Linked DNA regions of Mus musculus: all the other regions are linked to region 1. A link is a loop called in an ENCODE intact Hi-C map of the cell type or tissue named here. Cell type or tissue: heart. All regions are shown on one strand. Links, peaks and the distances in the headings refer to the core of each region. The heading gives the core; the rest is flanking DNA.

Region 1 (6,207 bases), core at 702-5,701:
CTGAGGGTTCCAGGACAGCTGGGTAAGTAATGAGGCACTGGCAAGAAGCCAAAAGCAGTACTAAGTTCCTTCATCTGCATACATTAAGGGACTAGATGACTTCTCAAATACTGCTTGGCTTCAGTGCTCTGGGATATGGGTTAGACAGGGGAAGCCCATGGTTTCTGCACTGGTGACAGCCATGAAAAGGTCACTGTAAAAGCTGACAAGTCAATGGAGCACAGGGCAACAGAACTTCTTCAAGGTACGAAGAATACTATGTAAGTCTATTCATTCTTCTGACTCAATCACCCTACTGAAAGCTACAATGTCTTGGAGCCGAGGAGATGGATCAGTGGATAAGTCTGACTCCTCTACCCTTACGTAAGGAGCCAGGTGTGGCTCCTTAGTGCTGTAAGGAACAGCGCGGTGAGGGGTGGAGACCTGAGGATCTCTGGGTTTGCTGGCTGCCAGCCTAGTTCCAGGCTCAGTGAGGGAATAAAGTAGGGTGATGGAGCAGGAAACCCATGTCCTTCTTGGGCCTTCACCCGGGCACAAAATGTGTACACAGACTCCACATACAACACACATCTAAATAAAGATACAATATCTTAAAAGTTGTATCTATTTTATTCAGCTTTCAGGAGAAAAGAGATGTGAAAACTTACCTTATATTTGCTTAATCCAAGATATTTCCTAGAGTCCTTCCATCGAAACAATATGTACTAACAGATACTTGTAAGAGCTGAGAACTTAGTAACTCTATGGCAAAGCTAATCTTGATGCTAATGGAAGTCATGGCAGGGTGGGTGAGAAGCTAGTTAGCCTCGGAGTCTTAACAGTTGTGCTTCTTAAGAGAACCGGCACTGCTGGGATATGGACGTTAAGCCTCGGTCCCTCTTCCTAGTACATGATCATAAACGTCAGAACATGATTTCAGAAGCTCACAAGACCTCTCACCTGTAGCAATTCTGTAACAACTTTGACCTGCATCTATCTACAACTACATTCATGCAACAAGCAACTAAAGCCCATAAACCCTCTAGGCTGTTTGCGAAGGGAGTCCACCCAGGAGTTCCAAAGGAAGCGGTTACGCACAGCTCCACTGCTTAAATTGAGGACCTTATTCTGAATAGTATTCTGAATAAGAAAACAATGCCTAGATTACATTTCTAATTGAGCTGCCACACACTTGGTCAATGTTATTTATCAAATCGCAGTTGGTTCTTGAAAGTCCATTTGTGTATGAAAGTGTATGTCCACCTCACAAACACATCTGCATTTCACCTTAAGGAGCCCCAGCTGCACCGGGGAGGGTATCTGTGAGACCAGCCTGGTCCACATAGTGAGGTCCATGGCAGCCGGAGCTACATAGTGAATGTCCCAAAAGAAAACAAAAAAGCTCCATCTGGCTATAAGATGGTTAACTTACACATGCGCATATTCCAGCAGCAGCATCAACAGCAGCAAGGAACTCGGATAACACAAACTCACTGCCCTCCTTTGGTGCTGACTTTTATCACCAGGTGGTGCTACACAAGTTATTTAGCCCTGTGATTTATGTTTATTTATAAAGACAGGAGGGAATAAGATTCAAGGGGGGCGCTGTAGAAATCAGATAATGTAAATCAGAAAGCGCTTTTATTAATAAAATAGGTAAAAGTAAAAGAAATCACTGGAAGGTGCTCACAACACACCAGACACTCACAGATCACCTGGCAGTCGTTGCCCATAACATCCTTGGTGTGCTATTAAAACATTCCCCATCGGAAGTAAAATTGTTGTTAAATTGTGCAAGGAAGTCTGTCTTGGTTAGAGGCCCAGCAGAGAAGTTCCAAAACATCAGAAATCTTCCAAGACACTTTAGCTTTCCATGACGTGTGCTACAGTCTAGAAAAGTAACTACTGCCAGTGTTTAAGTGACTTTCACATAACTCACAGGTTGCTGATTCTTTTGCTTGCTCTTTTGAAAACTTTGTAATACTTAATAAACATGCACATCGAGATTTTAGATGATTAGATCTTAACTGATACAAATCAAAACCAGTAAAAGAATGAGTGCTTTTTCTCTTTCTCCGTTTTCTTTCTAGAGCAGAGTGGGTGTGAGTTTTTAAGGGTGTAAGCAATGCTGACCCATTGAAAGGTCTTTCAGTCGGTAAAATCTAACCTCTTCACCGGCTACTCTTTACGCAACTATTCTCCATGTACTATTTTTTTTTTTTTGCATTGCTTCAATTACATTTACAATATACATTACTCCAATAACAAAACGTGGAGCTATTCTTTCTCTAAAAATTTAACAACTCTGTAGTAATTTGATGCCATGGAACAAAGGATAGATCATGAAAGTTCATAAAGATGATCAAAAGGTAAGCTACCCTCTAAAGACCCTCAAGATACAAGCTGCAAACTCTCTGATTTCTCAACTTGATAATTCAAGGCTCTCTAGATTTCCCCGAGGCGGGATACGTTCACGTTACCAGACTCCAAAACACTCAACCGCTCCAATGTTTACTGAGAAAACAGGCTATAGACCTTACGTTATTAGCATAACACTTTCCCCTAAGAGAGTCCCGGCACTTACCGCACTATTGTTTAAAAGTATGTACTACCACCCACAACTTAAGGCAACAATTACTCGTATTCTGTGAGATCTTTGAGTCCCTCACCTAAAGAGGGAGGGACAAGTAGGAAGGCACAAGTAGAATAACGGATAGGAGAAAGTCAGGGTGGAAAGCATTACTTCCGTGGATAACTCTTAATAGGAGCTCACAGGAGGATGGGGACCAGGTGGAGGCATCAAGGCACTAACTTAAGATGGGAGCTGCGTGAATGAGCGCCAGATACCAGGGTCTCGGCCAGCCCCCCGCGTCTGCTAAGGCGCTGCGGTCCTCACACGGTTGCAGTAAGCAGGACACCCCCACCGGCGATGCCCCCTCCTGCCGCCCGCAGACCCGCGTCTCACCAGCCGCCAGGCGCAGGCCGCCGAGGCTCCACATGGCCACCCGCTCCGCCGACGCACAGCACCCCACGGCGGCCGCGGCGCTGGCGCTCAATGTCACCAAGGGCCCGCGTGGGGAGGGCGCTGGCGGGGTGGGCGGGGCGTGCCGGCGTGACGCAGCGGGCGTGCGGGACGTGCGCGACGAGCGGAGGATGCGGCCAAACGCCCTGCCTGCCCGGGCATGATGAAGGCGGAGGAGGGAGGGCGATGTCTGCCAACTGCGAAGCGCTGAGTAGTGTTTTAGGACTGTGCAAGCGAGTCACACACGCGGAGGGACTCGGGACCAGGGCCCTATGGCGTCCGGGCTTCGGGAATGCCCGAAGGAAGCCTGCTTTCCACTTAGCTATGTTTTTAAAAACATCTAGTCATTCTCACCGCTTGCCCACCCTCACCTCCCCAAACGCCGTTAGTTTCTCGACGCTTCTTCGAGGGGCTCATCCCTCATTAGCAACCCGATGCTCTAGGCTTAGCGAGAGGAAAGGCAACCGCCCGGGCTCACGGTATTTGCTGTCAGGCAGCACCGCGGACACCTCTGCTCCACGGTGATTGGTCGGCTGCGGGGGTCCTCGTGTTCGTTCAATATGGCGGCGCCCAGTGGCAGTGTGAACTGTGAAGAGTTCGCCGAGTTCCAGGTGATGAGGTTTTCCACACGTGGCAAGCTTGTCCAGCCTTTTGTCCCCACGTCCCAGTCGGTGCTTTGGTCCGGGAAGGGAGGATAGACAAACTGTAGGAAAAGCAAGTTGCTCAGAGCTTTTTATAGGGGAGCCTTTGGAGGTCATGGGGGCTGGGGGTGGCCTTGGAAAGCGGAGGTGCTCAGCGTAGGAGGTGCCGGAGGCTCACCGGGTCATTCTGGAGCGGTCAGGCCGAGCTCTGAAGCTGTGGGTAGGGATAGTTAATAGTTCAGTAGTTCTCCGAACTTCATTCCCAGCTTCTACCAAAACTCCCCTACTTCTAAGTTGAGATTTTGTGGGAGAGAAAAAGTGAAAGAGACCTTGTGTACTTGATAAAGTATTTGGCATAGTGCCTTTTTATGTGTGTGGTGCGATACAATGAATATTTGGAAGCTTGGGGGAGGGTTAAGTCAAATACTTGGTCTGTGCTATCGCCTTCTTGATCCCGAGAGAAGGTGTAACACTTAAGTCAAATATGTGTCTTTTTTGGTACTAAAAATTTCAAAGGTTGAATAGTTAACCAAGAATTCAAGAATAACGATCCGGATGTTGATCAATTCACAATGATGGTTCTGCTATTAAATTAGAGTTGAAGCTAAACAAAAAAACAAAAAAACAAAAAAACATGACCTTTAAAAGTGTATTTTAAGTAGAGATAGTAAAATTTGTTAAACATGTCATTTCCCTATCTGTAGTAACCGTAATACTTTGAGTAGCTTGTAGGTAGTGGTATTCTTGAAGATAACCTCACCAAATTGATTTATTTGGTAAATAATTAGGCCAAAAGTATTTTTTTAACATTTATTTTTATGGGCATCGGTGTTTTGTGGGCATGTATTTCTGTGCACCACATCTGTGCATTAGCTGCAGAGGCCAAAAGAGGGCATTGTATCTCTTAGGACTGAAGTTACAAACTTTTGCAAGTTGCCATATGGGTGCTAGGAATTGAACCTGAGTCCTCTGCAAGAACAGACAGATACTCTTATCCACTGAACCATCATCTCTCCAGCCCCTTGGCCAAAAGACCTAATGAATCTGTGAGTTTAAAAAAAAAAAAAATCAAAAGATTTGTTTACCCAGAACCAGTCTTAGCATATGTTTTAATTTTGTAAATAGGCATTAATTTTTGTTCCCACTCCTTCACAGATAGAACCAGAACATACATGAAGGTACTGTAACAATGTAAAACATTACTATGGCATTTACATTTAGATGAATTTGGTAAAATTATGAAAAACATGGTTGACTGGAATTCTCACAAATTACTAAACAAAATTAATATTCTCAAGAGTTGTTAGATCACTTTGTATGTAGGTATCCTAACCAAGAAAACCAAACAAACCAACCAACCAACCAAACAAACAAACAAAAAAAAGGGTTTTTAAAGTCACTTGAAACAAATGAGTGCTTTTAAATATGCTGCATGCAAATTGAATGAAGTTCCGGACTTGTTTACTATTTGGAGGGTTATATTTTGCATATGATGCAGGGCACAGGTATTTACAAATGCTCCTCCTAGTTTCATGGACATATTCTTAAGGCAGACTTATGTCAACATCAAAATTGATCCTTTTATTTTCAAAAGTTTTCTCATGGGCTTTCCTATGCAATCCCTGTCACTTTCTGTCAAGTTCCAACTATTAGTAATTCTTAATGTTGTTTTCACACAACTATGTATTTTAAGCTTAAAAGGTTTTTAAAGAGTTTTGAACTTTTTGCATTCCCCTTCATTGTAGCATTCCCAGAAAACATCCTATTTCCAAAGCTAAATAGAATTTTTTAAAAAGTTTAAAATTGGATGCTTCAAATCTCATTTTAACATATAATCAACAATTTACTGGGTACATTTTTTATTTTTTGGTTTTTTGAGACAGGCTTTCTCTGTGTAGCCCTGGCTGTCCTGGAATACTCTCACTCTGTAGACCAGGCTGGCCTTGAACTCAGAAATTCTCCTGCCTCTGCCTCCCAAGTGCTGGGACTAAAGGCATATGCCACCACGCCCAGCTATTGGGTACATTTTTAGCCTGTTCATGCAGCCGTAACTAAATACTACAGTCCTAAGTGACTTAAACAGCAGAAATGTGGTTTCTTAAAGTCCTGGAAGCCAGAATTCCAAGATTAGGGTTGTGTTGGGGTTGGCTTCTGGTGAGGTCTTTTCCTGGCATGCAGGCTGTTTTCTCACTGTGTGTTCACACCTTTCCTCTGCAGTTGGAGCAATGTCACTCATATCTCTTCCTCTTCCAATGAGGACCCCAGTTGTGGCAGATTAGGGTTCCTGCCCTGCTGACCTCCATTTGTGTATCTGTTTGTGTATGTATGTATTTGACAAGATCTCACTATGTTGTGGAGGCTGGCCCCGGTAACCCTGGTTCAAGAAGTCCTGCCACTGCCTCTCAAGTAGCTGAAACTGTATTTTGGGTGCCTGGTTGTGACCTCCATTTAACTTTCATTCCCAAAAGCCTTGCCTACAAGGACTTGGGACTTTCCCATGCACTTCAGGGTGAACAGTTTGGTCACTACCAGTATCCTCCAGCTCCCAGGCTCTGGGAGATACTA
Region 2 (6,207 bases), core at 732-5,731, 200 kb before region 1:
AACAACAACAACAACAACAACACACACACACACACACACACACACAGAGCTACCACCCACCCACCCCCAGGCACTTTGTTCTCCTGCTCTCAACAGAAGCCAGTCAATCCTCCACCCGAGCTCTAGCCTCCAGGCCACCTCCTTAGCAGCTCCAGAGCTGGGCCCCGCCCGCACTCCACCTGAGCTACAGCTGAGCCCTGCTCCATCACTAGGATAGTTTCTGCATACCTGAAAACCCACGCTGTATAAGAGAAGGAAAACGATCCTCTCAGGATGCTCCCTGCTCACTTGGGGGACCACCCGAGGGCATCTGACCTGACTTTCCTGCTTCAGAATTCTGTTTTCTCATCTGTGCATACTTTGTGTTTACAAACTCCCAGTATTGAGGAACGCGTGCTGGCGTCCATGCTTTCTGGGTGTTCAACGGAGGGACACAGGTATGGGGACACAGGAGACGGTCGACAACTCTAGGGAGAAATACACAGGTGTTGGAGCAGAAGAGCATGGGCTCCCAGCCCAATTATGGAAAGATCAGGTAGCACTTCTGGGCAAGGGACGTGCTACCCGAGAGCCTAAGAACTACTAAGAAATGACCTTAGATGGTGGGTCTCTGGGGCTTTGTGGTTCACTTACACAAAATAACTTAGGCTGCTGCATGGTGGCTGAGTTCGACAGGAGTGAGAGAAAGCCAGGCTGACCTGGGTGCTCAGGAGAGGGCTCTGGTCCCGCTACTGGTCTAGGGCTCTTGGGGCTCCGACACCCGCCTCCCCCATTCCCCCTCCTAGGAAGAACGTGATGGCCTCTAAGCTGCCTTTGGAGACAAGATTGGCCGAAAGATATGAACAGTTCATCCAGGAGTGGTCCAAGCAACAGGAGTGAGGTGCGCCTACTGTGACCGGGATAAGAAGAGACTGGGAATCTGTATATCCTTAACGCGTGATGAGCGAATATTTGGGATACGCATTAAAGCAGGCTTTGCCGGTCCAGGGCTAGAGTATGGTGACCCCCTCGGGGCCCCTGGTAACACTATCTGATGGAGAACAGGGACGATGGGGAGTCTGAAGAGGACCGAGGTCTGAAAAAAAGGAAGGAAGCCGAGGCAGCACTCAGAGCTTCCCCCCTCCCCCCCCCCTTTTTTTTTTTTTTTTCTAGACAGGGTTTCTCTGTATAGCCCTGGCTGTCCTGGAACTCACTTTGTAGACCAGGCTGGCCTCGAACTGCCTCTGCCTCCCAGTGGTGCTGGGATTAAAGGCATGTGCCACCACCGCCTGGCAATTTTTTTTTTCCCAGATCTTTCCAAAACTTTGAATGGACAGGAAGACCCAGGAGTCAAGCAGCCGGGTGAGGGATGGGGGTTTGGGCTCAGAAAGTTGATATTTTGTTTCTTGGAGTTAAATATTTTTGAAAACAGAAAAGTTCTCGATATGGGCAAATGTTGGTACAAAGAGGGATGTGGGAGATATTGGTGGTGTCAGCCAGGACATCCCAGGCGCCAGCAGCTAGGCATTGTAAATGAAAGCCGTGAACCGGGGCTGGAGGTGGGAGTATCTAGGCAATTTTAACGGTTTTTTACAGATAGGTCCCATTTCTCTGTAGATGGTAATCAGACCGATCGCACAACCCAGTGTGAGACTTGAGAAAATCTTGGTAACGCTGAAAGGCTTCTGAAGGCACAATAACCAAAAATTAAATCAAAATCAACTACATAGCATTCCGTTGCTTACCGGTGCTATCTCCTGGCACCACTGAAGCCTGTGTTCTGAGCACACATGTGCACTTTTGCACATATAAAATCTTCACACCAGACAATACCAGTAAACACTCTCTGAAACACTCAGCTCAGATGAGAGACTATGATATGGATCACAGTTTTTAATGTATACAATGTTTCTGTTCTTAAAAAAAAAAAAACTTAATGTCTTAGTAATAGAAAGCAGACTTTTAATATGTTCCTGCTGTCATTTGTCAACATGACAAGTTAGTCTATCTTTGGATCGTACCATGTTAGAATGCTTGATTTTAAAAATTGCTACTTCAGGGCTGGTGAGAAGGCTCAGTGGGTAAGAGCACCCAACTGCTCTTCCGAAGGTCCGGAGTTCAAATCCCAGCAACCACGTGGTGGCTCACAACCATCTGTAACAAGATCTGACTCCCTCTTCTGGAGTGTCTGAAGACAGCTACAGTGTACTTACATATAATAAATAAATAAATCTTTAAAAAAAATTGCTACTTCAGAGGCTGGAGAGCTGGCTCAGCAGTTAAGAGAACAGGCTACTCTTCCAGAGGACCCAGGTTCGACTCCCAGCTCCTGCATAGTAACTCCAACCACCTGTAACTCCAGTTCCAGGAAATCCAGTAAAACTTACAGCTTCTGCGGACACTTCACACATATGATGCACAGACATACATGCAGGCAAAATACCCATACACTTAAATAAAAAAAGTATAATTAAATTTCTTTCAGTGAATTTTGGCTTGTGATTAAGACAGAATTTCTATTCCAAGTTCTGAAATGGTCCTAAACACACTTCTGTCATTTTATATTGTGTATTTAATTCAAAGTAGGGTTCTCATCATTGACAATTTTAAAATAAAAAAATATTCTGAAGAAAGTTGAAAGGGCTTCATGTCTTGCAGTAGCAAATATTTGAGCCATGATTTAGTTCTCTCTATAAAAAGAAACACATTTGTTACAATGTGCAAATTTGCTTCCATTTACAGTAAATGGTAAAAGCATATGTGAACTCAAGAATCATCTTAGAATGATTTTCTTTATGATTTAACACCACTAAGTGCTTAGTTTGCTTGTATACTTTGAAAACTGTGTCCCTGAGGTTGCATTAAATTTTGTCAGATGTGAGTGAAAGAAAGATATGAAATCTATCTCAAGGTCTGTCCAGTTCAAAGGTTCTTTGGAGAAAGACAGAACTTGAATATTGTTACTTAATACCAAAGAACTGAATCAGTACAAAGAAGATCAGAGATGCACGGAAGAGAATTTACTGGGCTTTTTAAAATTCCTGATCTTTAAATAATGCTGAACAGTATCCAGGTATCTTTCTCCAATTTCCAGCATTCTGCCTGCAGATGGCGCTCATCACCTGAGCCAAACAGTGTTGGACCCGGTCAGTGTAGAGGGCTTGGCTTAGGTAGGCTAGAGTGCTGACTTTTCTTGGAGTTCATCCCTGTGTCATCCAAACTACCAAGAAAATTGACAACTCCTGTTCCAGGTTGTAATCCACCATAGTGCAGGAGTCACAGAAACAAGATTTTGAGGGGGCATCAAGAGTTTGAGGTGGCTGTTACATTGTCCCCACAGTCAAGGAGGAGAGGGGGATGAATGCTTCTGATCATCTCACTTTCTCCAGGATTCCAGCCTAGGGAATGGTGCCGCCCACAGTGAGCAGGACTTCCCACCTCTGTTTACCTACATAAACCCCCACAGGCATGCCTTGAGGTCCATCTTCCAGGTGATTATTGAGATCAAGCACCACAGATGGGAAGGAAAGACAGTATCTTCAGAAAGGTACAACATGGGAGCTAGAGAGATGACTCAGTAGTTGGGAGTACTGGCTACTCTTCCAGAGGTCCTGGGTTCAATTCCCAACACCCACATGATGTTCACAACTGTGGTGTACAGGCATAATATTCAGGCAAACATTCATTCACATGAATTTTTTTTTAAAGAAAGTTACAACTTAATCATGCGTAGTTTGTGCAGAATAAAGAAAAAATAAAAACCTTTTCTGGATTTCTGCCAGATAATCACTGAATTAGATCCACATGGGAACCTCTCAAGACTCACAGTAAACACAGCACTGTCGCATTCATACATCTTACTATGCACAATATATACCAAAATGATACCATGAGGGACTTAGGCGGGAAAGTTTGTCTCTCTGTGTTTATTGTAAGTTTTACTGATAAAAATGATAAAACATAAAACACTGTATTCCACAAAAATCAATCTAAGAGTTGGGTTTTTGAAAATATTAACAAGACTGACAACCAAATTAGCCAAAAGAAAGAGACAGAAGACCCAAATTAATAAAATTTAGGGATAAAAAGGGAAGTGTTACAACAGACTCCAGTGAAACTCAAGATCCTTAGGAAATATTTGGAAAACTTCTACTCAGAAAAAAAAAAAGTTGAGAACCATAGAAGGAATGGACAAATTTCTCAATGCATATAACCTACCAAAATTAAACCCAGAAGATAGAAATAACTTAAACAGACTCACAACAATGATACTGAAGTAGTGATTCTAAGTCTGCTCACAGGGCTGGAGGGATGGCTCAGAGGTTCAGAGAGCACACTGCTTTTGCAGAGAAACTGAGTTCTCAGAACCCGTGTTGGATGGTTCTCACCCACCTGTAACTGCAGCTCCGGGGGATTAATCGCCCTCTTCTGGATGCCACAAATATACACACATGGTCAAAAAATAAAATAGATCTGTGTTTTAAAAGTCTCTTCACAAAGAAAGATCTGGGACTGGATGAATTTACTGCTAAATAACACTTTCCCCCCACTTTGTTTTATTTTAAAACAGTCTCTCCTGGTTCCCGTTTCCAACTGAGCCTGGAGATGATCCTGTGCCACAGCTCTCCATACCTGGGTCCCGCCTGGAGAGAGCTGGTCTCCCAAGAGTGCTGACACACACAGGCATAAAGGAGGGACACAGTCAGAGACAGCAAGACCAGCTAACACCAGAGATAACTAGATGGCAAGAGGTAAGGGCAAGGACATAAGCAACAGAAACTGAACTCATCATCAGAACCTAGTTCGCCCAACAGAGCAAGCCCTGGATACGCCAAGACACCAGAAAAGCAAGACTCTGACTTAAAAATCACATCTCATGATGATGGCAGAGGACATTAAGAAGGACATAAATAACTCCCTTAAAGAAATACAGGAGAACACAGGTAAACAGCTAGAAGTCCTTAAAGAGGAAACAAACAAACAAACAAACAAAAATCCCTTAAAGAATTGCAGGAGGGCTGGCGAGATGGCTCAGCAGGTAAGAGCACTGACTGCTCTTCCAAAGGTACTGAGTTCAATTCCCAGCAACCACATAGTGGCTCACAACTATCTGTAACGAGATTTGGTGCCCTCTTCTGGAGTGTCTGAAGACAGCTACAGTGTACTTACATATAATAAATAAATAATAAATCTTTAAAAAAAAAAAAGAATTGCAGGAGCCGGTAGTGGTGGTGCACACTGGTAGGATTTGCTGAAGGAGGCAGAGGCAGGAGGATCACGAGTTTGAGGCCAGCCTGGGCTACACATTTTAAAAAAGAAAAAAAATTGCAGGAAAACACCACCAAACAGGTGAAGGAATTGAACAAAACCATCCAGGATCTAAAAATAGAAATAGAAACAATAAAGGAATCACAAAGGGAGACAACCCTGGAGATAAAAATCCCAGGAAAGAGATCAGGAGTCATAGATGCAAATATCACCAACAGAATACAAGAGATAGAAGGGAGAAGGGTAGAAGATACCATAGAAAACATTGACACAACAGCCAAAGAAAATGCAAAGAGCAAAAAACTCCTAACCCAAAACATCCAGGAAATCCAGGACACAATGAGAAGACCAAACCTAAGGATAATAGGTATAGAAGAGAGCAAAGATTCCCAAATTAAAGGGCCAGTAAAAACCTTCAACAAATTATAGAGGAAAACTTCCCTAACCTAAAGAAAGAGACACCCATAAACATATAAGATACCTACAGAACTTCAAATAAATTGAACCAGAAAAGAAACTTCTCCCATCACATAATAGTCAAAACACCAAATGCACAAAACAAAGAAAGAATATTAAAAGCAGTAAGGGGCCAGGACAGCCAGGACTATACAGAGAAACCCTGTCTCGAAAAACCAAAAAACCAAAAATAAATAAATAAACCGGAAGAGAAAAGGGTCAAGTAACATTTAAAGACCTATCAAAATTACCCCAGAACCTAAGAGAACACAAATGCCAGCTTAGGCTACTATACCCAACAAAACTCTCAATTACCACAGATGGAAAAAACAAGATATTCCATGACAAAAACAAATTTACACAATATCTTTCTACAAATCCAGCCCTATAAAATATAATAGATGGAAAACTAAAACAATGAGGGAAACTACACCCTAGAAAAAGCATGAAAGTAATCTTCTTTCAACAAACTCAAAAAAAAATAGTCACATAAACATAATTCCA
Region 3 (6,207 bases), core at 599-5,598, 760 kb after region 1:
ATCCAAAAAGGTAGATATTACCATTTTCACCTATGAATACTGTGGTTGAAAGCTTAGAGACTGTTCCCAAAGTCACGTTACACACAGGTTTGGTGAAGTTCAGGGTTCACATACAGGCTTATCTGAAGCATTCGTATAAAAGATAGGCAAGATTTATCCCATATATGAGACAAAACAATACTTAATCTCAAATAGCATTGGCTTGAGTGGTTTAAATTAGGTCCACCTGCTCTGCATAAATGTCAAATACTATATGATATAGTTTCCATTCCTTACGAGTTCTTGAGACTGAGGGGACACTGGAAATGAACCTGTTCAAATAAACCTAAAAGGATTCTGTGTAATATTATACTTAATTGGATAGGGTGGGGCGGGGGGGGGGGGAGACAGTATTTTTTTAAGTCTTCTGCAGGACTAAGGGTGGAGTCTAAGCTTGTTTACTGTGCTTGTGATTATGCTTTGTCTTTTGGCATATGCTTGTTTATTGTCATTCTTGTGGCTCGATTATCCGACTCTAATTTGGAAAATATGTTTTCAACATCTTAAGAACTTTTGTAAAGCCGGGATGTAGCTCAGCGATAGAGCACTTGACTAGTATGCACAAAGCCCTGGGTTTGAGTTCTAACGCTGTAATTAATCCTGTAAAGAACCCATAAATAAAAGTCTTAGGAACACCTGCAAGGCACTTTTCAAAAGCTGTATTTCATTCATTTAATTTTGGATTTGCATCTGTAGGAAGAGAATGCATATCTAAGCTGTAAAATATATATACATCGAGGGACTGGAGAGATGTTTCAGAAGTTAAGAGCACCACTGGCTGTTCTTACAGAGAACTTGGGTCCTTCTCAGCACCAGCATCAGGTCACTGATAGCCACGGTTAACTCCACTTACAAGGGACTTGAGGCTCTCTTGCGGTCTCTGAGGGCACTGCATAATATGATGTGCATATATAGACTCAGGCCCACACATACACATAAAAAAAATAAACATATCTATCACTAAATAACTTTTTTGTAACTTTAAACTTTGTACTGAAAAACAAAAGATCACTGCATGCCTGAGAAGAAGGAAGAGGAAAAGGACATAGTACTTGGGAAAGGGGCATTGAGAGGTCAGTTAAGAACAGTACCTTGCTTTTGGAAAGGGGAGAGACAGAGAGACAGAGAGAGAGAGGGGGAGGGAGGGGAGGGAGGGAGGGAGGGAGGGAGGGAGGGAGAGAAGGAGAGAGGGAGAGAGAGAGAGAGGGAGAGAGAGAGGGAGGGAGAGAGGGAGAGAGACTATGGCTGCACAACACTCACTGATTCATTGTGGGGAACTCTGGATGGTAACCCAGAGCAAAATAAACAAGGAGCACTACTGAAGTTCTGTTGGTAAACTTCTCCCATTTATTCCACCAAAACATGATATTTTTGCTTAATGCAGCCTTTTTATAAAGCTTAAATATAATCAATGGAAGGTTAAACCCATTGGTTCTTCCTACATTTACTCTGAGTTATTATAGATGAATTGTCTACAACTTAAACTTTGAAGACTGAGTTTTAAATGAGTGTTTTTCAGAATATAAACCTTGTAAGGAAAAGGACAGAATGGTGGAGAATGTAGGACAAGCAGACAGTAAAGAAGAGCTGGGCTGCAAAAGAGATGTGAAAAAAAATCTACAATTTCACACACACACACACACACACACACACAGAGGTCACAACTCAGTGACCTTTCCCTTATGCGCTAGAATTCTGTGGCCTATTATGCAAAAAAGAAGTTTTACATACAAAATTAAGTTATATTTTTCGTGCTGGCATCTCATTTAATTACTAAAACGAAAAGGCTCATTATAACCTCTTTTTCAACAATATTAGAGATAACCTATTAAAATAGATCCCAGAGAACAAAACACCAAAGGGTAGAAATCATTAGGAGGTAGATTTTTAAAGTAAAGAAACTAGATAAAAAAATCTTTCAATTTTTGATAATCAGTAATTACTTAGTTGACCATGAAATCTGAGATGGAAAGAGATACAAACGATTGAGACAGCTGACAATCTCTTCCCAAGAACAAACTAAATGGGAACCCTCATCAGCCAGAATGGGGAAGAAATGTCCTTGTGGCCTCTCCACATCACTTTTGCCCTGCATTCGGTCCTTTGTTCCATCTGTCTGTCACCTTTTCAAACTCTGCACCATCCACTTGTCACGCTAGTCTCCACAGCCACCCGTGCAGATCGTCCCACAAAACTTCCTCTCAGGTCTGTCAGTCTCACTTAAACCCTTCCAGGGTTCTCCTACACTGTGGGACGCCAGGTGCCTGCACAGAGGCTGGCAACTGGGTAGTGGATCACTGTGCCATCTGGTCTCCCGGGGAGCAAAGAGCGGCGGGGACAGAATTACAGAATCCGGAGGAGTCTGTCTCCATACCACCCTCCCATCCCAGAAGGAACCCGGGGTACAGTCTGCACTCACAGCGCACGGTGTGGAAGGCACAGCGCGGCTGCTTCTCGAAACTTTCGCCTAGCTTGAGAACCCGCTCGCGACGGTCCAGGTATGCAAGTCCCGCTGGTCCACTCATCCTCGTCCCCTGCCTCCCGCTTTTGGCCTTCGCCGTCCCCTGCCACAGCCTCTGGAACAGCTGCACTGGCTGCGAGCTTGAGTTCGGTGCCCGGGACCAGCTCCTTTCACCTCCAGACGCGTGCGGCCGCCCCTTGGAGCGCCCCGAGTCTTGATTGGCTGTCTGGAGACACCTGCCCCGCCCCTCGCCCCAGGGCCCCGCCCCGCCCCTGGCCACCATCCCCGCCCCTAGCCCCCTTCCCGCGTCGCGACGCACACAGCTCGGCGGAGACCGCCTCGCTGAGGTACGCTGTGCGGGTCGGGCCCTGAGGTGGACGGACGCGGGGAAAGAGATGAGGTAACAGACCCGAGATGGCGGCTGGGATGGAGGAAAGGCCCTAGGGGGGCGGGGAAGCTAGGACGCCAGACACCCAGGGCAGAACTGCCTGGCGGGGCCTGGTAACGGGAGCGTGGGCCTCCTCCGCGCCGGGCCCGCAGGTTTGGTGTGGAAACGGACGCCTGACGAGAGGTGGCGGCCGGGCCCAGGCCTGGGGCCTCCTGAGGCCTAGCTGCTCTGAGGCGGGTCTGGAACCCCAGCCGCGCCCCCTCAGGTGATGTGACCAGACTGGAAACCTCTGGAAGCCGCGCAGTTACCTTTAAGGGCCGTTCATTTATTTATTTTTTCTTCTTTCTTTCTTTCTTATTTATTTATTTATTTATTTATTATTTTTTAATTAGCCCTTTAAAAACACAGGCTTTTCCCGCCGGGGTTAGGACCTGAGGAGGGGGCGTTTCCGGAGGCGACGGAGAAGCCTAGGGTTAGGGGTAACTGACTGCTGTACGTTTGTTTCTGGCATTTGTTTCTGTAGTGATTCCTGGAAGCACTGAAGAGCGCGGCCTTGGGACTCTTGATTTCTCAGAGATCAGTCTAGCAGTAGGGTAAGAGCGTCAATTGATTGATAATTGCCTTCACACACACACACACACACACCCCACCTCACAGAAGTGTTATGAAGTAGGAGAAAGCGTGCTTTGTATTGGAGGATTATTCAGAGAAAGTCTACAGTGAGCCCCCTCAGGTGATTCTTCAGGTTAATTGTGGCATCAGACTATGCTTTCAGCACTTCTACCTTAAATAGGTTTGTCAATTTATTTTTTTCAGATGGATGAGGGATTATTTTTTGCCTTCTACCCTTTAAAGATACAAGGAGAGATTGTTCAATGTATTTATGCACGAAGGTTCTGAAGCCAGAATCTCTGGGCTTGTACGTCAGCTTCATACTCTCAATGTGATTTTTGTGCAAGCAAATCAAACAAATGTGTTTATCATTAGAATTGGGGAAATAATAATAGCTATGTAAAAAATAATGCCATTCCTTAGAATTGTTGAGGTGGTTAAATGAGTTAATACATGCTCTCTAAATAATTATTTTGGGTTCAGCAATACTTTCATATTTTTAGACTTAATCATTGCTGAATGCCTTATAAATTTTGAAGTCTAGGGACAAGGGATGGCTATTATGTTCATAGATGAAAACACTGGTTTAGAGAAACCCAGGTGGTTGATTTTGTGGCCATCTAATGTCAAGAGGGATTTGTTCAGTGGCACAAGTGAGTGGATGTATACTTTCACATTGATTTTATTACCATATTGTATAAAGTAATTTGCAATCAGAATGGCCACCAGTGAAGGGAATGTTTAAGCATATTTTGATGAATTCTTACAAAGAACAGGATAATGTAGACACCGGAAAGAGTAAGACAACATGCATTCTCTTGGAAAGTTTTACATCTTCTACATGCTAGGAATGTTATTGGGCTTTCTTTAAAATAGTTTCAGTGGATTTGTCTATTAATGATTTATATTTTACTCAAGAAGAGGGTCTCACTATAGTTCTGGTTGTCTTGAAACTCACTATATAGAGGTCCGTCTTGAACTCACAGAGATCCACCTGCCTCTGTTTCCCAAGTGCTGAGATTTAAAGGCATGTGCCACTATGTCCAGCTAAGTTTTATTTTTCTTAACTGCACATTTAAGATGATTATGGTAACTATTTCATAACCCCATTGAAAGGATAAAATAATGCATTAAAACCCATTTAGCACAGTTCTTCATAATAAATATGTTTATTAATTAAAATATGTTTTATATTAATGATACTATTGAGCTTCAAATACTTATATAGAAAAGTTATAAAGAAAAGTTTTAGTAAAAAACTATAGAAAACTACCTAGAAAACTATATAGACTTATATAGAAAAGCTTTAGTAAAAAAAAATTGAGGTGTGGATTTTTGAATTTTAGAATTGATAGACTATAAGTAATTTTAAATTTTGTTATAATTTCATAACATTTCTTAGGTCTAGTATGTGGGGTTTTCCAAACCATCTCCAGGTTCAGTGATTAGGTGGACGGGCTCACAGGATTCAACACATACATTGTCTTATTTGTAGCTGTACTTTATAGTGAAGATATGTAAAGCAAAGTCAGTAAAGTGAAAAGATCATATAGGATACAATCCGCAGAAAACCAAGCACAGTCTTCCAAGACCCACTTCTAGTAGAATTACAGAGTATACATAATTTCTTAAGGAAAACAGTTGTGACCATACCTGTGAAGTATTTTCTATTAGAGATGCCTATCAGACACTCAGTGACCAGAATTTTTACTGGTTTGTATTGAAAGATTGGTTCTTTATGCCAATACTAAGAGGTAATGGAACCATCAAGATATCATTGGGCTCACCACCCTCAAAAGAATTGATAAAGTTTTTGTAAGAGTTTAGATAGTCCTTAAGAGAAGACTGTTAATAAAAAGGCCTGCCCCCCTCCTTAGTCTCTCTCAAGTCTTTTGTGCTATATATCTTCTATTCATGCTATCATACCATCTGTAATATGGGAAAGCCAAGACAATTTTCACCAGAAGCCAGTGCCCTGACATAAGGCCCTTGAACTTCCAGAACTGTGAGCTAAATAAACCTCTTGGTAAAATGCCTCAGGTATCTATTATGTATTGAAAATCAGACAAAGAAAATACCAGAATTCTCAGAATCTAAAAGGAAAACATGTTTATTTACCACAACCATTATATTTATAATAGATTTGGCACAGTGATCTAAGCTTATAAGAGAACAATAAAAATCCTTCTGAAATCCACATTCTAGATACTAGCCAACAGCCAGTCTTGTAAAATGACCTTTGAAGAAAAGGCTGTAGTTAAGCCTGCCATATCAACTCGTTGTACAGTCTGTTTCTCCTGTATGAAGTCTATATTAGAATTGTTGCACAGAGAGAGTAAATGTGAAGCTGGTACAATTTCTGATTCTTAATACATTTGAGTTTTTAAAAATTATTATGTTTAAGCATAGGTGGTAGAAAAAAATGAAGCCAGCCGGTACAGACCCAAGGATCTTGTCTTTAGCTGCTGAAGTTGCAAAAAGTCCTGAACAAAATGTTCCTGTTATATTATTGAAGTTAAAAGGTAAGAAAATACTTTTATAGTTAGGAAAGACATTAGGTAAATACTAGTTCTGTCATGACACAATGTTAGTATTTTAATTTGTTTGGAGAAACCTTAACACTGTGGAATAAAATTCTCTTTTTTGCTATATTTTTAATGATCACAACATATAAATACAAGTATCTCTTGGATGAATTGAGCAAAAA
Region 4 (6,207 bases), core at 809-5,808, 810 kb after region 1:
ACCTGTCGGCTTACAATAGACAATTGCATGCTTGCAAGGCTGGACCCTCCCTCACTTACTTCCATTTCCTATAAACCCTGTCCCAGTGAGAGTTTTGCGCTGCCTCACCAAACCGTCCTGTGGGCCGGTGGTGAGTAAGCCCAAACTCGAGTTTGTAATAAAGAGACCCTAATGTGATTACATTAGAAACGGCTCCTTGGTGGTCTTTTGGGGTTCACAAATGCTTCTTGGCACAACATTGGAAGTCTTGGGATGTCTATATTTGGTGTAGGGGAAGATGAAGGAAGGCCTTGAGAGGGAACTGGGTAACAGAAAATCAGAAGAGTGAGACCATTTCTTTTGTTACATGGTTTTATTCTTTGACAGTTCACACATGTATGCATTTTGATCATGAACACTCTTATTTTCCTCAGTCCCTCTAGAAAACTCTCCCAGCACTCCACCCCCACTTTTATGTCACTAAAAGAAAAATAAATACATTGAGTTTAATTAGGGTTGCTTTCATGTATATAGGTGAGGGATTGATTATATATCCTGGGAAATTTACCGATGGTGACATCATTAAAAAAGAATGACTCCCCTCCTCTCTTCCCTTCCTCCCTCCTCACCGCCCCCCCCCCGCCCCCGTAAATCGCTTTTCTGTCTCTTGTTGGAGCTTCTTTCTCACTGACTCCTCACAGAGCCCGAGCCCTTAAATCTGTTTGCTTATCCCAGCTGAAGAGCCAATTCCTTAGGGGAACGTTTCAACTCTTAAATACTGTCTCTTACCCTCACATCCTGAGTGATGTCCTGTGACGTCAGGTTGAAATCGGAGTTCCGTTACTAAATCGCTTTCTCCCCCATCGGAAGGACCAAGTTTCAGGCTCTACTCCGGGTTGGTTCTCACAAAATCGCAAATACTAGCAGCTGGCGCCCCTAGTCCAAAGTCTCCTCAGAAGCCGAGGCCATAGTCCTTAGTGGGAACAGCGCGAGATGAGAAATTAGGGTAAACCGGAACTTCCAACCCATACAGCAAACACCTGATCTTTGCCGAAAGCCCACCCCTTTCGGTGTTTTCAGGCCTCCTTGGATCTTCTTCCGGGTCACATCCCACCATGTGATTCCACCCGGCACGTCCTTCTTAGAATCCATTGGCTCCGTCTTTGAGGAAGTGGAAGGCTTTAGGGCATTGGTTGGTTTCTGTCAGTGTAACGCAGTTAGTTACAAACAAGGCGTGCCTGGTTCCCATAGCAACGCCCTGAGCACCGCTCCGATAGGTCGACGCCTTGATTCAGCCTTCCGTCTCACGGCGAGTGGCTGACTCCCAGGGGCGCGTCGACGGTGGCGCCGTGCTTGGGTTACCGAGCTGACGTGGCTTCGATTGGGCGGGGGGCGTCCGGAGTTGGCTGGGACGGCCGCCTGCAGGTGAGTGGGAGCCGCAGGCTCCGCGGGGAGCTCCGCAACGGCTCTGCTGCGAGCCCCGGGCCAAGGGGCTCGGGACACGGCTCAGCCGGCCGCCCCGCCCCTCACCTCCGGGCTCCGCCGCCTTCACCCGCCCGCCCTAGGTGGTCGCCCAGTGCCCGCCGCCGTACTCGGCCCGGGGACACAGACACCCAGTCAGTCTGCCGGCAGGGTCGTTCCTCCCCGGGGAGCCCCGGAGGCGGGCGAGCTGGTCAGCCCTACGTGCACGGACGGCCCTGTGTCCGAGCGGCCTGGGCAAGCCAGCCTGGGCACCGAGCCGGGGACGCTAGAGGCAACCTGCCCCAGCCCTGTGCTCGCCCCAGCCCTGAACAAACTTAGTGTTCCGCTGTCGCCGTTACCGCAGTCGAGGCCCACGAATGATCCTGCTGTTGGGTTAGGAAGATGACGGAGAGATGATCCAGAAGGAAGGGAATGTTGAAGGGAGTTCTGGAGGAAAAAAAAAAACCCTTGGTGTGGCCTTGTGGCATGGGTTTGTTGTTGCGCAGCAGGAATGAGAACAGGAGGACGAGCCTCAGGGCGATTGAAGGAAATATTTGCCTGGTTTATTTAAAGCCCCGCAGTTGGTCTGTGAGGAGAGGACAGTTTTGGGAGTGGAACAGATATTTAAAATCATGGATAAACACGTTGACTTTTAGAGATAGTTGGAAGCTCTCCATTAAAGGAATGGATTTCCAGATTTGAGCAAGATGGACTGTGCAAGAGTTTATAACAAAGTGTGGAGGCCTTTCTAGAAACATGAGTAAATAGGGTTTGGATGATCGGAATGACCGTAAAGGGTCAGATTCAGGAAATGTTCTGTTAGAAAAATGAGACGACTTGGAGTAGACACGGGAGAAAAAAAAATGAGGACAACTAAAAAATTTTAGAGGTTAAAAGTATAGCCAAATGGTAGGTCTCTTACTTCCAGAAGGCCCTGGCCTGAAGCATTGGTGTTGGTTACACGGCCTTTACTTCCTTGATCCTGGTAGGACTGTTTGATGCTTCCGTCCTCACTGTGCTTTAACATTTGTTTAACTACAGAAGTAGTTTCTGAACATTCTTAATTGCATATGCTACAGGTAAAATATCTTGAATGTATTCCTAAGTATATTGATTAAGTAAATTTTATGTTAATTTGGATAGTGTAACAATATCTCTGAAAATACACCACAGATTATAAAATATACAAAAATACTAGAGAATTAAATGAAAAATTAAAAAAAAAATCTGTCTACAACGGTCACGACGGAATTTGAAGATCACATAAAATGTGCCTCTTGGTTTCTCACGATGATGGTCAACATTTCTGAGGATTTCCACGATTTGGGGGGGGGTGGGAATGGGGTTCCCATTCTACTGGAATATAGTCCTTTCTAAAAGTAATCATCTTTAGAAGATTTTCCCTTTAACTCTCTTGTTCCCAGCACCTCAGCCCATTTGGATTAAAGAGATGTTGAGACTATGCTTATTTATAAAATATATCATTAACTTCTCTTGGTTACCTACTAGCAATAAATTATTTGTGACACATTGATGCGCATTACATACTGCCTGTTAGTAACAACCCAGACTGGACTACACTCAGAGCCTTATGCATGTGAGGCAAGCACTCTGATACCAAGCTACATCCCCAACCCTTAATGAAGACTACTTTATGAAGTAATGAAGAGAATGAGAAATCCTCTTTCTTATTTTAGGTACTTTAGGGTTGCTTTTTTTGTTGTTTTTGTTTGTGTTTGTGTTTTCAATAGTTCCAGATAGCCCTGGCTGCCCTGGAACTGGCTCTATAGACCGGGCTGGCCTCAAACAGATACCCATGCCTCTGCTTCCCAGGTGCTGGATTAGAGACAAGCGTTGCCTCTGCCTGGCTCAGTTATATGTGCTCTTGATCAATGGAAATCCAGAACCAAAGGGTATAATGCAAAGCACAATTCTGTCTACTTGCCTCTCTCCATTCCCCACTCCAGAAATTCTGGAAATCATTTGTCCCTAAGACACATTCCAAAGGCCAGTAGTACATACTCCCCCGCCCCCGCAAGTCATAATACATCCTTTTGCCACTTAATATTATACAGCAGCTCTGAGATGAACGTCTGAATCATGAAGGGCTCAATATAAAGTATTATGAGTATTCATATGCTAACAGTAGAAAGTTCTGAGTTCATTTCTCAGCAACTACCTTAGCTCACAGCCACCCGTAATGGGTTCTGATGCCCCCTTCTGGCGTGTACCTGTACATGCCTAGAGAACATTTTATGCACATAAAGTAAATAAATAAATAAAATAAAAAAGAAAGTTCATTGCCATGAAACTTCATGCACAAATTATTAAAAATACTATGTAAAATTGCTGTCAGTCTCTTTGTGTAAAATATATATGGAGTTTAAATGATTTTTTGTGTCTCAACTTAGTTCCTGTTCCCAACATGACTCTTTCATATGTGTATAAATACTCCAAAATCCAACGTGTTTCAAAATCTGAAACCAAAAATTTTGACATAGCACATTCAATCTATATTGAGCATTTTCAGTGAACATGAGAATAAAACACTACCCTACTCTTTCAGGCAGCTATACAGCCTTACCTTGTAGAAATTAAAAAAGGAAATACAGTTAGCAGTCCTCCCCTGATGGGCATTTAGGTTGTTTGTGATCATGAACAGTCAAACACTGCTGTGAGGACATCTTTGTTTCCAAGTGTGCTTATGTCTGTGTGAGCCTGTATGTGGAAAAATAAGTTACCTGAGGGTATACTAATTGTTATGAATCGTTATTTTAGCTTACATACCTAGAAAAATAAGGTCACCCACATCACTATTAATGTGGTACCCCCCCACCCCCCCCCCCACACACATCCCTGTTTTCATCCTGGATGAAGAGTGGGTTGAGGAAGTTACTCAAAAAAAAGGGGGTGGCTTTTGTGTGTCACCACCAGCCAAGAAACTTGTAGAATTGTGTCACTGGACAAATTCCCTGCATATTAGTTTACTCATCTTAAAATTAGAGCTATTGATTGTATCTACTTCTTAGTGTCCTTGGATAAAATTAAACAATGAGGATAAATAAGTTCTATGTAAAGGCCTGGAGCATTGTTTGGTAGGCAGTGGTATGTATATATGCTGTAGGTACCATTTATTTCTAAGTTAGTAAAAATCAGGTTTTTTGTATTATGAAATGTTATTTCTGCTTGTAAAGGTCTATCCTAATCTTGATACGGATTTTCTAGCTGTTGTAGCAATACTGACCTATTAACTCTTCAGGCTGGTGGTAGATCACTTTGAAAATTAAGACGTTAAAACCACAGAGAGCCAATCAAAAATGCATGAGATGAACATGAATGCCTCAGTGACTTGTGGGCATGTGATTTAGATTTCAGAGAAAGGAATGGGAGTGGGTACACAGAGGCACCCATTTGTGCTGTTTGACTCTTTTGCTTCTATTCCTGTGCAAGTTATACTATGGTCTCTGTGGCTAGGGATGTGCCATCTATTTCTTGTATAATTCCTAGTGAAACACTACCTACCAGATACATATCTTTAAATTAGTAATTGTCAATAAACAGTGAAGGCTTTGAGAAAAACTTCTTTAAAATTTTTTTTGCTCGCATTTTATTGTAAATTTTATTTTAATTTGTATGGATGTTTTGCTTGTATGTATGTCTGTGCACTAAGTATGTGTATAGTACCCCTGGAACTGGAGTTACAGATGGTAGTAAGCCACTGTGTGGGCGCTAGGAACCAAATGCATGTTTTCTGAAAGAGCAACCAGTGCTCTTAAGCGCTGAGCCATCTCTCCAGCGCTAGGCATTTTATTTGACTTTGCAGTACTTCTTCAGGGAAGTGTCAGATCATACGGCAGGGAGGGTGTGTCGAGCATGAACTTGGAGAGTGCCCTTCTATTTGCCTGTTTTATAGAAGCTTGGCCTTCACTTGGAGCTCTGTTTGAGTTTCCTGTTTAGTTGTTCTTTGTGATGCTGGCACTTTGTGAAGTGACAGCAATCACATTTTCCTTGTGGGAATTTACCACAGTGTCTTCCTGTTTGCTGATCTTACAAGCATATTTGCCACTTGCGTTTTTCCACAAGCCGTGTATATATAGACAGAACCTTCTTGCTCCATTTAGCATTTATGCCCTTGGATTCCTAGCCTTTGTGCTATACAAAGCTCTCAGCTGTGTGAAAGATGCCTTTCATTCCTTAGTTTTGGTTACAGAAGACACGCTTGGCTCATGGACTCACATTAGTGTCTCTAACTGGTCCTTGTTCATCCTGAGATGAGGGAACGGGCATAACAAGGGAAAATGACTTGGGAGCATGATGTGGGGGAGCTGCTAGCAGAAAGCTGTCACCCAGCTCCAGGATGGTGCTTTTCTGCCCTGCCATCCCTTCACACCCACCTCTAGATTCTCTTCAGTCAGCCCATCTTATCTTTTAATGATAATGTGCAAGGTGTTTAAGGTATAGTGCTTCGGGTGAGTATGTATATACATGCCTGCACCATAACACACTATATTTATTTCTTTAAAAAAGCTATGGCTTAAAAGCAGTTGAGGAATCCTGAGCCTGCGATTCTAGCATTTTTTCTCATTAATCCTAAAAGTAGTAATAGTGCAAGCTACTCTGAGAAGTAAGTGCATGCGGGGTGGGCAGGCACCGAGGGGTGGGCAGGCATGCAGTACAGTGGAGGAGAGAAATCTGAGCTGAACGTGATGGAAAGCAGCCAGCTAACTAAGGCTTTATAGGTCAGGGTGTGTAACAAAGCCTGGCTTT
Region 5 (6,207 bases), core at 646-5,645, 88 kb before region 1:
ATTATGTTTCTGTGTAAAGTCATTATGCAGCTGTGGTCTACTGTAGTGGAGGTGGATCAACCCTTCCACTACTAAAAACCTTAATGAAGAGGTACTGAGGTAGTGCAAGACACAGAAGAGAGCCCCACACTTGTCCTTGCTTTCCCAAGCAGTCAGTGACTGAGGATTGCAAATCCAATGATCAAGGTTTTGTCTGCCTCATGGGGCTGAGGAGGCCTTGCCAAAGAGAAGAGACCTAGACTTTTGGTTAGGACGCTCACGACTGTATCTACTTGGGAGTAAGGGTGGATTAGGGAATAACCAACCTCCACAAGGTTGAATGAGTCTTACCTCCTGAGCAGAATATAATGATCAGATATCAGCTCAGCTATGGTCAGGCAGTCATTGAAGGAAGCCAGGACAGGAACTCCAGCGGGTTGATACAGAGGCCATGGAGGGATGCTGCTTACTGGCTTGCTCCTCCTGGCTTAGTACACTTCTTTCTTATAGAATCCAGAACCACCAGCCCAGTGATGGTACCATCCACAATGGGCTGAGCCCTTCCCTAGCAATCACTAATTAAGAAAATTCCTTAAAACTGTATCTCCTGGAAGCATTTTCTCAATTGAGGTCCCCTCTTTCCAGAGGATTCTAGCTTGGGTCAAATTGGCAACACTAACCCCTAAGTCTCTCTGATAGAACACTTTCTCCCAAGCTGCTTTGCTCAAATTCAGCTTCCATGTAAACAAGCACACTCTTAGTGGAGAAGATGATACTGACGCAGAAGGAAGAAAGTGAGAAGAAAGGGAGAGAAGGACTGAGGGATCGAGAAAGTTGTTCTAGTTTGCTTTCGGTTGCTATGATAAAACTAACCAAAACAACTTGGGGGCAGGCATTTCAGCTTACAGTGCATCTTTGAGGGAAGCCAGGACTGGAATTCAAGGCAGGAACCTGGAGGCAGTAATTGAAGCAGATCATGGAGGAATTTGGTCCCTGGCTTACTCTCAGCTTGTTATCCTATACAGCCCAGAGGTGGCACCGCCCACAGTGAGTCTCACATTTATCGTGAGTCAGGAAAACACCCCACCGACGAGCCTTCAGGCCAATCTGGTGGGAGCAGTTAGCCCATGTGGTCCTTTTTCTCCTCCTGTCTTACATTTATAGATGTATTGATTCGAAGAGTAAAAAAGTAAAATAATGACTGCCCTGAGAACTGGCGCTGCGGGATGAACCGAACGCTGGGTTAAGGCGCCCGATGCCGACGCTCATCAGACCCCAGAAAAGGTGCTGTTCCTCTCGTACTGAGCAGGATTATCATGGCAACAACACATCATCAGTAGGGTAAAACTAACCTGTCTCACGACGGTCTAAACCCAGCTCACGTTCCCTATTAGTGGGTGAACAATCCAACGCTTGGTGAATTCTGCTTCACAATGATAGGAAGAGCCGGTTAGACAAGCGCAGAAGGGAAAGAGAAGATAGACAGAGCTGGTTTGAAAATTGGTTTAATAAGTCTCCTTGGTTTACCACCCTTGTTTCTACCCTTGCCGGTCCCCTAATCATCCTTTTGCTTTTGCTCACTTTTGGACCTTGCATTCTTAATAAGTTAGTGGCTTTTGTAAAAGACAGGGTTAGTGTTGTACAGGTAATGGTGCTCCGACAACAGTACCTGACTTTGCCGAAAGAAGAAGAGGGGTCGCTCTAAGATTAGAGCTACTCACAAGAAGAAGTGGGGAAATGAAGAGTAAAAAAATAAAATAATGACTGCCCTGAGAACATGGGCCCCCGCCCCCGGCCAGATGGCCTAATTCCCTGGAACTCTTGGGAAAAACAACCACAAAATGTTTCAATGTCCCAGGTGCCTTGAAGTAAATATCCGCCCCTAGACTTCCCCTGTTTCCTCTCCCATCCTCCCCCTAGGTTCTGGTTTTTACCTTTATAAACCTGCTGGAAAATAGGGTTGGGGTCAGACTCCTCTACCCCTGCGTGGTGTATGGGTCTCGACCTCAGCATGCTGGTTTGTGTGCCATTAAAAACCTCGTGTGTTTGCAGCAAGCGTGACTGTGGCTTTCTGGGCTCGCGATCCCTGAGACTTGAGTGAGGGTCTCCCTTCGGGGGTTCTACAGATTCATGTCCGGTGCTCCTCAGTATTCCTTTTAAACTGACTTGTTAAACCGTGTCCTGTGGTTGTGATTTTCCTGTGACCTCTACTTGCTGTCTTAAAGTGTTCCTTTGAAGCCACCGCTCTACTCCCCAGAAAGAAAAAAAAATTCTATCATGTAACGGTTAAGTCATTTCCCTAAATATTTTGTTTTAGCGTGCCTTCTCATAGCAACGCAAATATTTTCGCTGGAAATTGCCGTTTTTGAGATAGGGGTCTTTCTACGTAGTAATGCTGGTCTAGAATTCGCCATTCTCCTGCCTCAGACTTCCTAGAGCTGAAAATACAGGCGTGCGTTACCGTCATGCTAGGCTCAAAAAGCGATTTAATGTTATATGATACTAATAAATTACCGGGTAAGATGGGTGAGAACTGAAGAGAATACCCAGAAAGTTCCTGCAAACGGGTTGCATGTGAATTCTTTGAACGTGAGACACTGACGTATTTTGTAATACTCCCTCAGCCTCCAACCATGCCATCATTCATCCAATAAGCATGCTCGGCTGTGAGGTACCTACCATGTGAGAGGGAAGCTATATTGATGTGAGGGGGAATCCGTCCATTCTGGAAGAGCTTAGTAAGGACAAGTTTGTTTCCATAACTTCTATATGTCTGCGCTTTTACTGACTGCCAACCTGGTCCGCAGAGACCCACGCCCTGGCCGCCGCCTTTTCCCTGGCCGCCGCTAGCCTAGGGCGTCCACGCTCGGAGACTCCGCTTCCCGGCAGCCCCTGCGGCAGGCGGCGGAGAAGCGCACGCAGGCGCGCCGGCCGGCCCCCGCACGCAGGCGCAGTGCGCACGCCGGCTGAGCTGGGTCTCGCGGCTCTGTGAGCGGCAGCGGAGAGCGAGGCCTGGTGAGCGCCGCCGTGGTGCGCGCCGGCTGGTCAAGGTTGTGCGCAGAAGAGGCGCAGCGGGCGGGCCAAGAGCGAGCGTCTCCCTCTTCGTAGTGGCACCGGGACCGGTCGCCTGGAGCCGGTGAGTGGGGGCACCTCGCGGCCCCTCCCCCTCGGCGGGCGGCTCTGGGTCCCCCTCCGCGGACCCGAGGGAGGCCCCGGGGCGAAGGCGGACGCGGGCGGAAGCCGGAGCTGGCTCGGGCGCGCCGGGGACCGGACCCTCGCGTCGCTCCGGTGCGTCACGGGCCCGGCGGTCCTAACGGCCGCGCGGCGGCGGAGCGGGGTGGGGGTGGGGAACGCTGGTGCTCGCCGTGAGGAACGCCGGTCGGGGCGGGGCGGCGCGGCGCGGCGCGGCGGTGGAAGCGGCGTCGGGGACTGCGGGGCGCCGGGCGGCGGCGCGGAGTCTGCGCGCCGCGCTAGCTTGAGGGCGGGGGCGGGCGGCGCGGAGTGCGGTGGCTGAGGCCGAGGCGTGCGGGGCCGATCGGGGAGTTGGCAGGTTACCACCGGGGCCGGTGTTTGGAGGGAGGTGGGGGTGGAGACGGGAGGCTTGCAGTTTACAGATGTCATAACTACGCGGGCCTGGAGCTGCTGACGGGGGTGTGGTAATTATAGCAATGACAAGTTGGTCGGCTGTGTGAGCCGGCGATGCGAGGGAAACCGCCAAGCCTTAGCTGAGGCTCGCATTGGGAGCAGAAAACTGGAGGGTGACTGGGATCAGGGACATCGGCAAGAAAGAATGTGTGGGTTGAATGCAGCTGCTTCCAAACCACTTTTCAATGAAAAGTTTCACATGAATTGATTTTAAGGCTTAAACTTCGGCTTGGTAAATTACTATAGGAATCAGCCACCGAGAAATGCTTTTGAGATATTAAACACTATTGTCTGGCCTTTTCCCTCTTAAAAGAGTTCCGTCAAACACCTCCTTCCTCCTCCTCCTCCTCCTCCTCTTTTTTTTGTGTTTTTGTTTTTGTTTTTTTTCGAGACAGGGTTTCTCTGTGTAGCCCTGGCTGTCCTGGAACTCACTCTGTAGACCAGGCTGTCCTGGAACTCACTCTGTAGACCAGGCTGTCTTGGAACTCAGAAATTCACCTGCCTCTGCCTCCCAAGTGCTGGGATTAAAGGCGTGCGCCACCACTGCCCAGCCTGTTTTTTTTTGAGGTTGGGTTTTGTTTGGTAGGCTGGCTTTGAGCTTCTTATCCTGCCCTGGCCTTCGGGGTGGCAGGATTTCAGAGTCACACAGAAACTACACAGTCAGTTCAAAATTTCCATCAGTCTAGATATCAAAGTAGGTACTAACTAGTCCCAACCTTCTTGCCTGTAGGTTGCCTTTTCTTTGTTTTTGAGACAAGTCTCACTATTTAGTCATGGCTGGCCTAGCATTACATTGGTTGTCTTGAACTCAAAACACTCCTGCCTCAGCCTCTCAAGTGTTTGGGGTTACAGCATGCCTGCACGTGCGGGTGTTAGTATAAATTTGTATTCATGATGTGTACAACATTTACTTATTTATATACTTACTTTTAGATAGGGTCTCATTACATAGCTCTGGAATTCTTACATAGACCAGGCTGCCACTGAACTCAGAGATCCACCTGCCTCTGCTCTTGGAATTCTGAAATTAAAGACGTGTGTTGTCACACCTGACCTCCTTTCTCCATTTTAAAGGCTGAAAGGTCTAAATTTTGAAAGGAACTTGAGAATGGTTTAGCTTTTTAGTTTTGCTGAAATAACTTATTCTTGGCGGATTATCGTTTATGTGATATACAATTTTAAGATGGAGGCCTGAGAAGAAGTAAAGAAATAAAAGCAAATTTACAGCAACTTTGAAGCAGATATTAGCTTTTCCTAGCATAAATGAAAGCACGGAAGAACACAGTATTAGTTTTAAAAATAGCTTGTTTTGGGCTGGTGAGATGGGTCAGTGGGTAAGAGCACTGACTGCTCTTCCAAAGGCCTTGAGTTCAAATCTCAGCAACCACATGGTGGTTCACAACCACCTGTAATGAGGTCTGACACCGGTGCCTTTCTGGTGCGTCTGAAGTCAGCTACAGTGTACTTATGTATAGTAACAAATATTTTTAAAAAAAAGAATAGCTTGTTTCTTATAAATATTTTATTTCCTTTTTAAGTGTGTGAATGTTTGTAAGTGCATCATGATGGTGCCTGGTGCTTGCAGAGGCCATATGAGGGTGTTAGAGTCTCTAAAAGTGGAGTTGAAGATGGTTTGAGTTTGGGTACCAGGAACCAAACCTGTCTTCTGCAAGAACAGCAAGTGCTCTTAACAGCTGAACCATCTTTCTAGTCCAGAAACCTCTAGAAGAAGACTTTGTTCTAGGGAAAAAAATATTTGCTGATAAAAATGCATTGTAAAGCCCGGTGTGGTGGCGCACGCCTTTAGTCCCGGTACTTGGGAGGCAGAGGCAGGCGGATTTCTGAGTTCGAGGCCATCCTGGTCTGCAAAGTGAGTTCCAGGACAACCAGGGTTATACAGAGAAACCCTGTCTCAAAATGCATTGTAAGAGATAGTAGCTAGTTCCTATAATCCTAGCACAGACAGAGGCCAGAAGATCCTGAGTTTTGAAGCTAGCCTAGAACTTTACCCTGTCACAAAACAAGAAAGCAAAACCTGCAGGAGTATAGCATGCCAGAGGCCTGTAGTTAACCCTCCCAAAAGGTCTACAAAATCAGACCTAGAAAACCTATGGTCAAGTAAAGAGAATAAAGATATTACCTACACTTGGATTATACTTTTTTTTTTTTTTTTTTTGTTAGGGTCTCTTTATGTAGACTTGGCCGTCTTGGAACTCAAGTTTTGGCATTAAAGGTGTGTCCTCCTCTGCCAGGCAATTATGCTGTTTTTATTTTTGTGGTGCCAGGGATCCATTTCTTGGTCTTATACATACTAGGTTAGTTCTTTGTTGCAGGATTATTTCTCCAGTCCTTGCATTATATGCTTTTTGGATGTTGTCATGAAATGTTACACATCTTTAACTAGACATGACACATACCAAAGGGAACCACAAAAAACCAAAAACAAAATAAAAAACTTTGTTTCTAGTGGTAGGCTCTTTTTGTGTGTATGTGGGGTATATACATGAGGGTTGCAAGCATATGACTGTCTAGGTTCCTGTGCTCATGTCTGTGAATGTGGAAGTTGGAGAAGGACTTTGGGCA

The links. Peaks named below come from ENCODE experiments on the same cell type or tissue, not always from the same donor. Only the 100,000 strongest peaks of a DNase experiment are listed, where the experiment ranks them.
Region 2: a loop joins it to region 1, with 3 times the contacts of the local background. A loop is called at or near these places in 4 of 42 quality-filtered maps.
Region 3: it touches region 1 in a loop (2.4-fold over the local background); 10 of 42 quality-filtered maps call a loop at or near these places.
Region 4: it touches region 1 in a loop (2.2-fold over the local background); 2 of 42 quality-filtered maps call a loop at or near these places.
Region 5: it touches region 1 in a loop (8-fold over the local background); 10 of 42 quality-filtered maps call a loop at or near these places.

What each region holds. Positions count from the first base shown.
Region 1 is chr16:36,068,526-36,074,732 of GRCm38, forward strand. It overlaps Fam162a (family with sequence similarity 162, member A), which reads right to left and starts at 3,036. Exons shown (of 5, transcript NM_027342.2): 1 at 2,945-3,036. The coding sequence starts at 2,978. It overlaps Ccdc58 (coiled-coil domain containing 58), which reads left to right and starts at 3,135. Exons shown (of 5, transcript NM_198645.2): 1 at 3,135-3,612. The coding sequence starts at 3,562. In heart, for the core only: CTCF peaks have their summits at 1,492 (motif pointing right) and 2,994; DNase peaks (open chromatin) are centred at 3,106 and 3,526; H3K4me3 peaks cover 3,989 bases; H3K27ac peaks cover 3,180 bases.
Region 2 is chr16:35,871,521-35,877,727 of GRCm38, forward strand. No RefSeq gene overlaps it. Among named protein-coding and RNA genes, the nearest start is that of Parp14, 3.2 kb to the left of the region's middle. In heart, for the core only: CTCF peaks have their summits at 3,087 (motif pointing right) and 5,120 (motif pointing left); a DNase peak (open chromatin) is centred at 3,111; H3K4me3 peaks cover 154 bases; H3K27me3 peaks cover 850 bases.
Region 3 is chr16:36,825,593-36,831,799 of GRCm38, forward strand. It overlaps Eaf2 (ELL associated factor 2), which reads right to left and starts at 2,667. Exons shown (of 6, transcript NM_001113401.1): 1 at 2,459-2,667. The coding sequence starts at 2,564. It overlaps Iqcb1 (IQ calmodulin-binding motif containing 1), which reads left to right and starts at 2,808. Exons shown (of 15, transcript NM_177128.4): 1 at 2,808-2,900; 2 at 3,412-3,481; 3 at 5,910-6,022. The coding sequence starts at 5,923. In heart, for the core only: no CTCF peak of the experiment used is centred there; a DNase peak (open chromatin) is centred at 2,719; H3K4me3 peaks cover 1,859 bases; H3K27ac peaks cover 1,229 bases; H3K27me3 peaks cover 255 bases.
Region 4 is chr16:36,873,860-36,880,066 of GRCm38, forward strand. It overlaps a transcript of Eaf2 not described here and a transcript of Golgb1 not described here. Among named protein-coding and RNA genes, the nearest start is that of Golgb1, 8.0 kb to the right of the region's middle. In heart, for the core only: CTCF peaks have their summits at 1,442 and 3,678 (motif pointing left); a DNase peak (open chromatin) is centred at 1,232; H3K4me3 peaks cover 1,724 bases; H3K27ac peaks cover 1,442 bases.
Region 5 is chr16:35,980,394-35,986,600 of GRCm38, forward strand. It overlaps Kpna1 (karyopherin (importin) alpha 1), which reads left to right and starts at 2,970. Exons shown (of 14, transcript NM_008465.5): 1 at 2,970-3,115. It overlaps Gm15564 (a long non-coding RNA gene), which reads right to left and starts at 2,936. Exons shown (of 2, transcript XR_001781900.2): 1 at 2,659-2,936. In heart, for the core only: no CTCF peak of the experiment used is centred there; DNase peaks (open chromatin) are centred at 1,358, 2,918 and 3,598; H3K4me3 peaks cover 3,191 bases; H3K27ac peaks cover 2,022 bases.